Linked DNA regions of Homo sapiens: region 2 is linked to region 1. Evidence: chromatin contacts called from ENCODE Hi-C or POLR2A ChIA-PET data. All regions are on one chromosome and are shown on one strand. The core of a region is the stretch at or near the end of the contact, and the rest is flanking DNA. Distances in the headings are between cores, read along the strand shown.

Evidence for each region. A loop is a pair of places that touch in the nucleus more often than their neighbours do. ChIA-PET counts read pairs that join two places held with the same protein, here RNA polymerase II (POLR2A). Pooled maps may share reads with other maps.
Region 2: a loop to region 1 is called in a map of K562, with 2.9 times the contacts of the local background. The contact joins the promoter of MUC20 here to the enhancer-like site in region 1. A Hi-C loop is called at or near these places in 1 of 168 maps with a recorded cell type or tissue (K562), 2 of 37 single-sample maps with no recorded cell type and 2 of 50 pooled maps. POLR2A ChIA-PET finds 5 or more read pairs at or near these places in 1 of 52 experiments (A549).

What each region holds. Positions count from the first base shown.
Region 1 is chr3:196,191,497-196,195,826 of GRCh38, forward strand. No RefSeq gene overlaps it. Among named protein-coding and RNA genes, the nearest start is that of ZDHHC19, 18 kb to the right of the region's middle. RefSeq lists enhancers at 943-1,012, 968-1,631, 2,563-2,692, 2,753-2,882 and a cis regulatory region at 2,291-2,950. Within about 2 kb of position 1,300, at least 23 of the 41 ENCODE cell types and tissues checked have a DNase peak (open chromatin) inside an H3K27ac peak, as active enhancers do.
Region 2 is chr3:195,719,728-195,724,243 of GRCh38, forward strand. It overlaps MUC20 (mucin 20, cell surface associated), which reads left to right and starts at 1,251. Exons shown (of 4, transcript NM_001282506.2): 1 at 1,251-1,356. The coding sequence starts at 1,281.

The sequences.
Region 1 (4,330 bases), core at 50-2,549:
GACCTCATGCCTCCACCACTACTCGGGGACAGATGAGGTTCAGCATGACTCAGGTTCAGCCAAAGGATACTAATGGGCCATGGAATAAATCCTGCCTGGAGCCCTGTTCACCTCAGGACTTGTCCTCAGACCATGGACCTTCCTCCCTGGTCACTCAGTCAAGGAATCGCAGGAGATCAGTGCAAGAGTAGCTCTGAATGGGCCGGGCGCGGCGGCTCACGCCTGTAATCCCAGCACTTTGGGAGGCCGAGGCGGGTGGATCACGAGGTCAGGAGATCGAGACCATCCTGGCCAACACGGTGAAACCCCGTCTCTACTAAAAATACAAAAGATTGTCCGGGCGTGGTGGCGGGCGCCTGTAGTCCCAGCTACTCGGGAGGCCGAGGCAGGAGAATGGCGTGAACCCGGGAGGCAGAGGCTGCAGTGAGCCGAGATCGCACCACCGCACTCCAGCCTGGGCGACAGAGCGAGACTCCGTCTCAAAAAAATAAAAAAATAAAAATAAAAAACAGTAGTCCTGAAGCCCCCAGCCCAGCACACCTGGTCTTTGCAGGCCCGAGACACCCACAAGAGTAACAGCAGCGCCTCATTCAGGAGGCTGAGGACTAAGTGAGCAAACGCAGGCCGAGTGCTTCCCCAGGCCTGGACCTCCATTAGCATTCAACTGTGTTGTCATTGCTGTCATTGCTACACTGGAGTCAGATCACTAGGCCTTTAGGAGGAAGAACGTGCCCTTCCTGTTGACAGGCCGGGCCTCTGACCCAGGCGTCTCCTCTCCGTGGGGTGGCAGGAAGGGCCCAGGACTCAGGTGGCAGATCAGGGACCCCCTGGCCTGGCCTCTGCTCAGCTGTGTGATCTTGGGGAAGCCCCGCCTTGCGTCCCCCACCGCCTTGGTTTTCTTCTTGCTGAGAAGTGAGGGAGGTGGCTGGCTGTTCAGCAGGGCCCCTTCCACTTTGGGAATCCCCAGTTTCAGCAGCAGAACTTCCCCAAGCAGAAAGCTGCTGGGAAAGTGGGTGCCCAGGTGGGAGGCGGAAGCCCCAGGGAGAGGCAGACGAAGGTGCCCTGTGCGGGCCCCGCCTCCAGCCTGGTGGACAGTGCCCTGGGTTTCCATGCCCAGACCAGGGCCTTCCTGGAACCGCAGCCAGGACGTGAGAAGCTGTCAGACAGCTGCCTCTGTGTTCCTGGAAGCTGTGGTTCAGGAAAAGTGGGAGGGAGAGAAGGAGGGAGAGAGCAATCGAGGGAGAGCAGAAGAGTGTGAAGAGAAAGAGAAAGACAGGAGGAGGAGCAAGGGGAAGGGAGGAGGCAAGCGTGGAAAGGTGAGAAGAGGTGAGGCAGAGGCCTACGTGGAGAGGCAGAGCCTGGGACGCTGCCTGCGGGGGAGGTCAGGTGAGGAGCAGGGAGGGCGGAGGCTGTGAGCAGCCACCCTGGAACAGAGCTCGGAACACCATTGCTTTTGCCTTCCTTCAGCCTGAAACACTGCCTGGCCACAAAGCAGAAGCAGCAGTTGCTTTCTTAACAGGAGGCAGAGCCGTTGTTGGGTGACCCTCTTCTCATTCCCTTGAAGAATCTCAGCCCATGCCCCCATCCCTTCTGGCCTGGAGACACCAGTGTTGGGGAGTTTTGTGTAAAACAGTAACAAAGACCTCGTGTCCGAAGCAGCACCCTTTACCTCTGTTGTCAGGGCCACAGGGAAACCCGCACCCAGCCGGACAGGAGTCAGAGGCTGTTGTCATGGTAACTGGCATCCCAAGGCCTGGTCTGCCTCCTGCCTCCTTTATCGGGCTATGATGGTCACTGCTTCCTCTGCGAAGCACCTGTCATGTGTGGGGGTTTGTGCCAAGCTCTTTCCATGCACTAGGTAAGCCATGTCATAACCACACGATGAGATACGACTTGTGTGTGTGTGTGTGTGTGTGTTTTCTTCTAGAGATACAATTATTAATCTTACATTACAGGGGGAGAAACCAGGCAGCCCACCTTCAGAGCCCGCGTCTTAACTGTGACCCCACGTTGAAATAAAATGTGGAAACTGCCCACAGACACACCTCGTGGTGGCTACGAGTCACAGGGGCTGCACTTCTGCCTCTTGGGGAGTTGCTTGTTTGCTCCATGCTGGTTTCCTCACCTCAGAAACTAGAATAACAGTTCCATAGAGCAGTCGTGAGGATTGAAGGAGGCAGCCTGGACACTGAGCACAGGCCCTGGCCCAGGCAGGGCTCCATCGAGGGTTTGTTAGTACAGGAGTTCTGGCGAGCCCTCAGCCGCTGGGCTGCTTCCCTCCAGCCATTCCTCTGCATGCTAAGAACTAAAGAGAAGGGAGTCAGACCCAGATGGAGCATGGGTGTCAGGCACTGTGCCCAGCTGCCCATGAGAGCCAGCAAGGTGCCTGTGTCCTTTGAGGTACTAGGATTCTGGGCCCTGGATCCTGCAGTGCGGTGACCTCCCCTTCCCCCATCTGTCCCTGCCCTGCTCCACCCTCAGCCACCTGCAGGGCCCCCACCCAAGGGTCAGGGCAGAGCAGGGCAGAGCAGGGCAGAGCAGGGCAGGGCTGAGTGGGAGGCAGCGGAGGGGGTCATTATCACCGGCAGCACAGGGCTGAAGAGAGTTAAACCTTCTTATCAGTTCCCTGGGCCTGTGCCCAGCCCAGCCCAGCTCTGAGGCACAGGGGCTGGAGAGCAGAGCCCTGGGGTTGCCAGCCAAGCCTGTCTCCTCTGGAATGGCCCAGGACCAGGGATGGGGCAGCGGCCTGGGAACCCGAGAGTCACCAGACTGGCTGCACCGTGTGATCTGATGCAACCACTTCCCTCTCCGGGCCCCAGAGTCCCTGCTTATGAAATTGGGGGTCGGGGGCAGCTGGATGAGGCAGCCCGGGTCCCTTCCTCTCCTAGAGAGTTAGGATCCTGTGATCCCTGGGAGGTGGCTATGACTGTCAGTCCTACAGACGAGGAAGCTGAGGCTACGCACAGGACAGTGACTTCTCCACAGCACACTAGTTGGGCACAGAGAGGAATGATGGGGCTGAGCCCCACCCCACATGCCCATGAAGCTTGTGAGCCTTCCAGAAGGCCCATGGAGGAAAGGCGTGGAGATGGGAGGTCGCTGCCCTGGGCACCCCATCCCAGGGTCTAACCCCTTTCTTCAGGTCCTAGGGGCCAGCTGGGGACCTCTCAGAGGAGCCCTAGACAGTCAGGCACCTGGCGGCTTTGCAGGCCTGGGGTCACTCCTTGGCTCCAGCCCACAGAAGGCAGAGATGGCAGGGCTTCCTGGGCGTATAGACAGTAGGCCCTGTAACTGGGCTCTGATAACACCCCTCCCCTTATCAGTGGGTCAAGGACTGGGTGGGGTGCATCTGAGAATCAAGGGTACATTCCACAGAAACAAGGAAGGGGCAGAAAGGAAAAGTGGGTGCAGCTGAACCGAGGCCTCTCAGCCCGGCTGCAAAGAATCCCGGAGGGGTCCCCTGGCTTAGGGGGGAGAGTGTGGAGTGGTGGGGAGTCAAAGGAAGGGACAGTCTAAGTCTCACTTAACCCTCCAGGAGCCAAGGGGCCTGATCCAAGTGACTTTCCTGAAGAAACCTTAGAAATCCTAGGCTGGGGCCGGGCGCCGTGGCTTATGCCTGTATTCCCAGCCCTTTGGGAGGCTGAGGTGGGCTTATCACTTGAACCCAGGAGTTTGAGACCAGCTTGGCTAACATGGTGAAACTCTGTCTCTACTACAACTACAAAAATTAGCTGGATATGGTGGTGCACACCTGTAATTCCAGCTACTCAGGAAGCTGAGGCACGAGAATCAGTTGAATCCAGGAGGAGGAGGCTGCGGTGAGCCGAGATCGCACCACTGCACTCCAGCCTGGGCGACAGAGCAAGACTCCGTCTCCAAAAAAAAAAAAAGAAATCCCAGGCTGGGAGGGACAGAGAGACCTAGAATCCACATTTAGAGCAGGAGGCCATTGCCCTCAGAGGGTTCATGGTCTCCTTTGACACTATGAGGAAAATTATGTCTGCCCAGTGGGGAAATTGAGGCCCAGCGTGTGAGGGGAAATGACTCACAGCTGGCTTAAGGCTTGAAAGGCCCCTGCCTGAGGCTGAGTGTGTCCCCTGCATACCTGGAGGCGAGGACCAGTAGGTGCCGTCCTGAACTAAGGGACAGGGTGGCAGAGGAAGGTCAGGGCCTCCCCAGATACTGGGCCTGGGCTTCTTTGCCCCTGTGGGCTGGGACTCCAGGCAGGCACCACTTCTTCAACCAGCCAGTTCCATAATTCACATCCCGGCCTTGGCCCAGGCTCCTGGACCCCCTCCCCCGTGGCCCATGCCAGGCAGGTGGGTGAGGC
Region 2 (4,516 bases), core at 1-2,500, 470 kb before region 1:
ATGGCTAAATTTCTGAAGTAAAAGCTATAGGATCTTTGTGTGTGTGTATATATTTAAAAGGCCTTTATAATTTCTATAATTTTATGTTTAATTGGCAATTAAATCTGTTTTAATTTCCCTCCAGCACACCAGACTTTTTCTCTCCATACGTTATGATGTAAATTTTGCTATTCGATTTTCACCTCAGTTTCCTTAAAATGCAAATTCAAGGCTATTTAGCTGACAACCGCTTAGAGTAGTAAAACAGGTTATCAAGAATTCGAAGGTGTGGCTGGGCACGGTGGCTCACGTCTGTAATCCTAGCATTTGGGAGGCTGAGCCGCAAAGATCTCTTGAGGTCAGGAGTTCAAAACCATCTTGGCCAACATGTTGAAACCCCGTCTCTACTAAAAATACAAAAAAAATTAGCCAGATGTGGTGGCAGGTGCCTATAATCCCAGCTACTCAGGAAGCTGAGGCAGGAGAATCACTTGAAGCCAGGAGGCAGAGTTTGCAGTGAGTCGAGATCAAGCCATTGCACTCCAGCCTGGGCAACAGAGTGAGACTCTGTCTCAAAAAAAAAAAAAAAAAAAGTAAAAAAGAATTTGAAGGTGTAAGAAAAAAGCTCTTTATGAATCTATAAGATGAACTTCTTTCAGCATACCTAATACATCTGTGTATTTATGTGTTGTTGTGTACACAGTGTTTTGCTACTGAAAATATATAAAAGAGCTCTAATTAATTGGCTTAAGAAAATAAAAGCACTTGGCTGGGTGCAGTGGCTCATGCCTGTACTCCCAGCACTTTGGGAGGCTGAGGTAGGTAGATCACCTGAGGTCAGGAGTTTGAGACTAGCCTGGCCAACATGGTGAAACCCCATCTCTACTAAAAATACAAAAATTAGCCCGACGTGGTGGTGCGCGCCTATAATCCCAGCTACTCCAGAGGCTGAGGCAGGAGAATTGTTGGATCCCGGGAGGAAGAGGTTTCATTGAGCTGAGATCTCATTACTGTACACTCCAGCCTGGGTGACAGAGCAAGACTCCATCTCAAAAAAAAAAAAAGAAGCTAGTGATTCCATATCTTCAAATCAAATTTCAGTGGAGTGTTTACCGGGCAAGGAAGGCAGGGGGGTCAGCTTGCTGACAGCCTCAACCTGCCAGCCCTCAGCCTGCACATTTGTGATCACCTGGTCACACACCTGGGCAGGAGGCTGCCCCTCCTCCCTGGTTTGAGGAAGCAGGAAAAGGTACCCGCGAGAGACAGCCAGCAGTTCTGTGGAGCAGCGGTGGCCGGCTAGGATGGGCTGTCTCTGGGGTCTGGCTCTGCCCCTTTTCTTCTTCTGCTGGGAGGTTGGGGTCTCTGGGAGCTCTGCAGGTAAGGAGGCCTAGAAGGGCCTGGTGGGCCTCTCCCCTAGTAGGGCTCTGGGAGTGAATTTCAGTATGAGCCACCCTTCATGGGCAAGGGCAGGCTCTCTCGGGTTGATTATAATGAACCACAGTGCTACTTGTGAAGTGCTATTATTGTTGATAAAGAGTGTGCAAATGACAGTGTGAGTGTAAGCGTGCATGGCGCTGCAGTACACACTAATCAACCATGACGATGTGTGTGAGTGTAAGCGTGCCTGGCGCTGCAGTACACGCTAATCAACCATGACGCTGCCATCGTAAGGGATGGCTGAGAGTTTGTCTTTATGAACGTGGGACAGTAAGTGGGGCACGGAGCGGGGGTGCAGGGAGGTGCCAGCTGGTGATCATTGTGCAGAAAGCTGAAGAATGTGGCTTAACAAGATTCTGACTCCTCCCAGTTTATTACCTAGCATGGATTTCCTTCAAAATACAGATTTCGTGTGAAAAGTCCAACTGCCACAAACTGCTTGGGAAGGGTGGATGCTGACAGGCAGGGCTTTTGTGAAAGACGGGAATGAACCCTGACCTGTCGCTAATAGGAGTTGTGCCAAACTCATCACATACATTAAAAAATAGAAAAGGATTTATTTTTTTTTTAGTTCTATGCTCCCTCTAAACCTCGAGTGGAGAGGCCGGGCGTGGTGGCTCACACCTGTAATCCCAGCATTTTGGGAGGCTGAGGTGGGTGGATCACCTGAGGTCAGGAGTTCGAGACCAGCCTGACCAACATGGAGAAACCCCGTCTCTACTAAAAATACAAAATTAGCCGGGGGTGGTAGCAGGTGCCTGTAATCCCAGCTACTCGGGAGGCTGAGGCAGGAGAATTGCTTGAACCTGGGAGGTGGAGTTTGCAGTGAGCTGAGATCGCACCCTTGCGCTCTGGCCTGGGCAACAAAAGTGAAACTATGTTTCAAAAAAAAAAAAGCTGCAGTGGAGAGTCTGGAGTTCCCATCCCCACCACTCACAGCCTCCCCCATCATCAGCGTCCCCCACCAGAGTGGCACATTTGATAGGACTGAGGAACCTACTTTGATGCATCATTATCATACATTGTATTTTTAATCCTCACAACGGCCCTGCAAGATCGGCCCTGTTTTTACCACCCCCCACCTCCACTGCTTTAAGGGTGAGGCCACTGTGCTTCTGGGCATCCAGTAACAACTCCTCGGAGCCAGAATCTGACTCCTCACAGGCCTGAGCACTGCACCCCGTGGCCTCCTGCCTGTGCTCACCGTGGCCTGGTCTGCGCTGCACGTGTCCCGTTAGCTCCACCTTACAGGTGCGGAAATGCAGGCTTGGAGCTGAGAGACTTGGCCAGGGTCACAGGGCAGAGAGCAGATTCTCCAACTCAGGGTCCCAAGTCCACACGCTTTCCTCTCCACCAGATTTGAAGATTGTACCAGGAGAGCCGCAGTGTTCCAGAGCTACTGAGGGGCTGGGCTGGGATTTGCTGTATTCGAGAAGACCCCCTTGGACCCGAGAGGCTGTGGGCTTGGGGAGCATGAGGAGGTTTCACAGCAGAAAGGACACCCCGGGGCTCCTGGATAAGCCAGAAAATGTGCCAGGGGAAGTCGGGCTCCAAGGGCACCACTCTGGGCTTCCAGCTGTGTGGGCTGGACCAAGAAGGCTCAAAGAAATGATCTCAGGCTTGAAGTGGGGAGAAGAAACTGTATTATGAAGGCAGACGAACAGTTCCTGCAAAAGTGAGATTTGTGTGTGCAGCTGGGCCGCACTGGACCAGGGATGAGAGTGGGTGCCCGGGACTCGCCTATACTGCCTGGGGGTGCAGCCCGCACTCCTCACTATAGTCAGATCAACTATGCGTGCTTTCCAGTGGCCTGGGAGAGGACTCCATAGGGAGGGATGCTTACCTTGTGGGCTTTGGAATATAAGCCCTTTCACCTTCTCCGCTGGTCCTCATCACGTTGGCAAGGCAGGTATTGTGACCCTGTTTTCTCAGGTGAGGACATGGAGGCTGGGAGGGGTCTAGAGACTGGCCTGGCTAGTAGGAGGCTGAGTCAGGATTTGAACCAGCAGATCATCTGACCCCGGAGCCAGTCGTGGGCGGCACAGCGGGAGCTGCAACCGAGGCTCTTGACTCCTGCGTCGTCATTCCCTGAGGTCCACAGGACAACCAGTTGGGGACCTGGGGCCCCATCCTGATGCCCTGGGGAGAGGTGCTAGGCCCCTTTTGGGTCTATGGGCTACTTTTGGGCCAGTGGAGCTGGGTAAAGACCATCTCAAACCCTGTGCCAGGGGAGGTCAGACTCCAAGAGCGCCACCTTTGGGCTTCCAGCTGTGTAGGCTGGACCAAGAAGGCTCAGAGAATTAGGGGGTTCGTATTTGATCCTTTTCCTTCCAAGACTGGGATTACCAGATAAAACACAGGGCATCCAGTTACATTTGAATTTCAGGTAACAATTTTTTTTAAGTGTAAGTATGTAGCCAATATTGCATGAGAAATACTCATGCTAAAAAGTTATTCGTCGTTTATCTGAAATGCAAGTTCAAATTTAACCGAGTACCCTGTATTTTTATTTGCTAAATCTAGAAACCCTCTCCAAGAGGCTCCTTGGCCCACTCACAGGGAGAGCCCGATCTCCCTCTAGACAGGGGAGGCCCCCTTTCTCAGGCCAGAAAAGATCTTGTAGTAAACTACTCAAGAGGCTGAGGCAGGAGGATCGCTTGAGCCCAGGAATTCAAGACCTGCCTGGGCAACAGAGCAAGACCCTGTCTCTAGGGAAGATATCCTACCGTAGCCTCCCTCGGGGACTCCCATTCCTCCCACCTCAGGGCCAGTCAAGGGAACAGGCCTCTGCTCTGGGCAGAAGTGCTGGCAGCCGCTCTCTGAAAAGCTAGGTGTTGCCTCAGGGTCTCCCGGTGTCCTGTGGAAAATGCCTGGCCACGGTTTCCATGGTTCCCAGGCTCCAACCCTGCAGTTCTCAGCCCTCATTCAGGAGGGGCCTCGGCAGGGTGGGGGGTGCCGTCTTTCCCTTGCTGGAGCCCCAAGGACTCTGCCGGCTCCCTCGCTTTGGCAGCAGCACTGCCCACCCTGTCTCTGGAGGTTCCCCCGCCTCAATCCACCCAGCTACCCCGAAAGGCACAATCATAGGCCTTTCTCGTCTTTT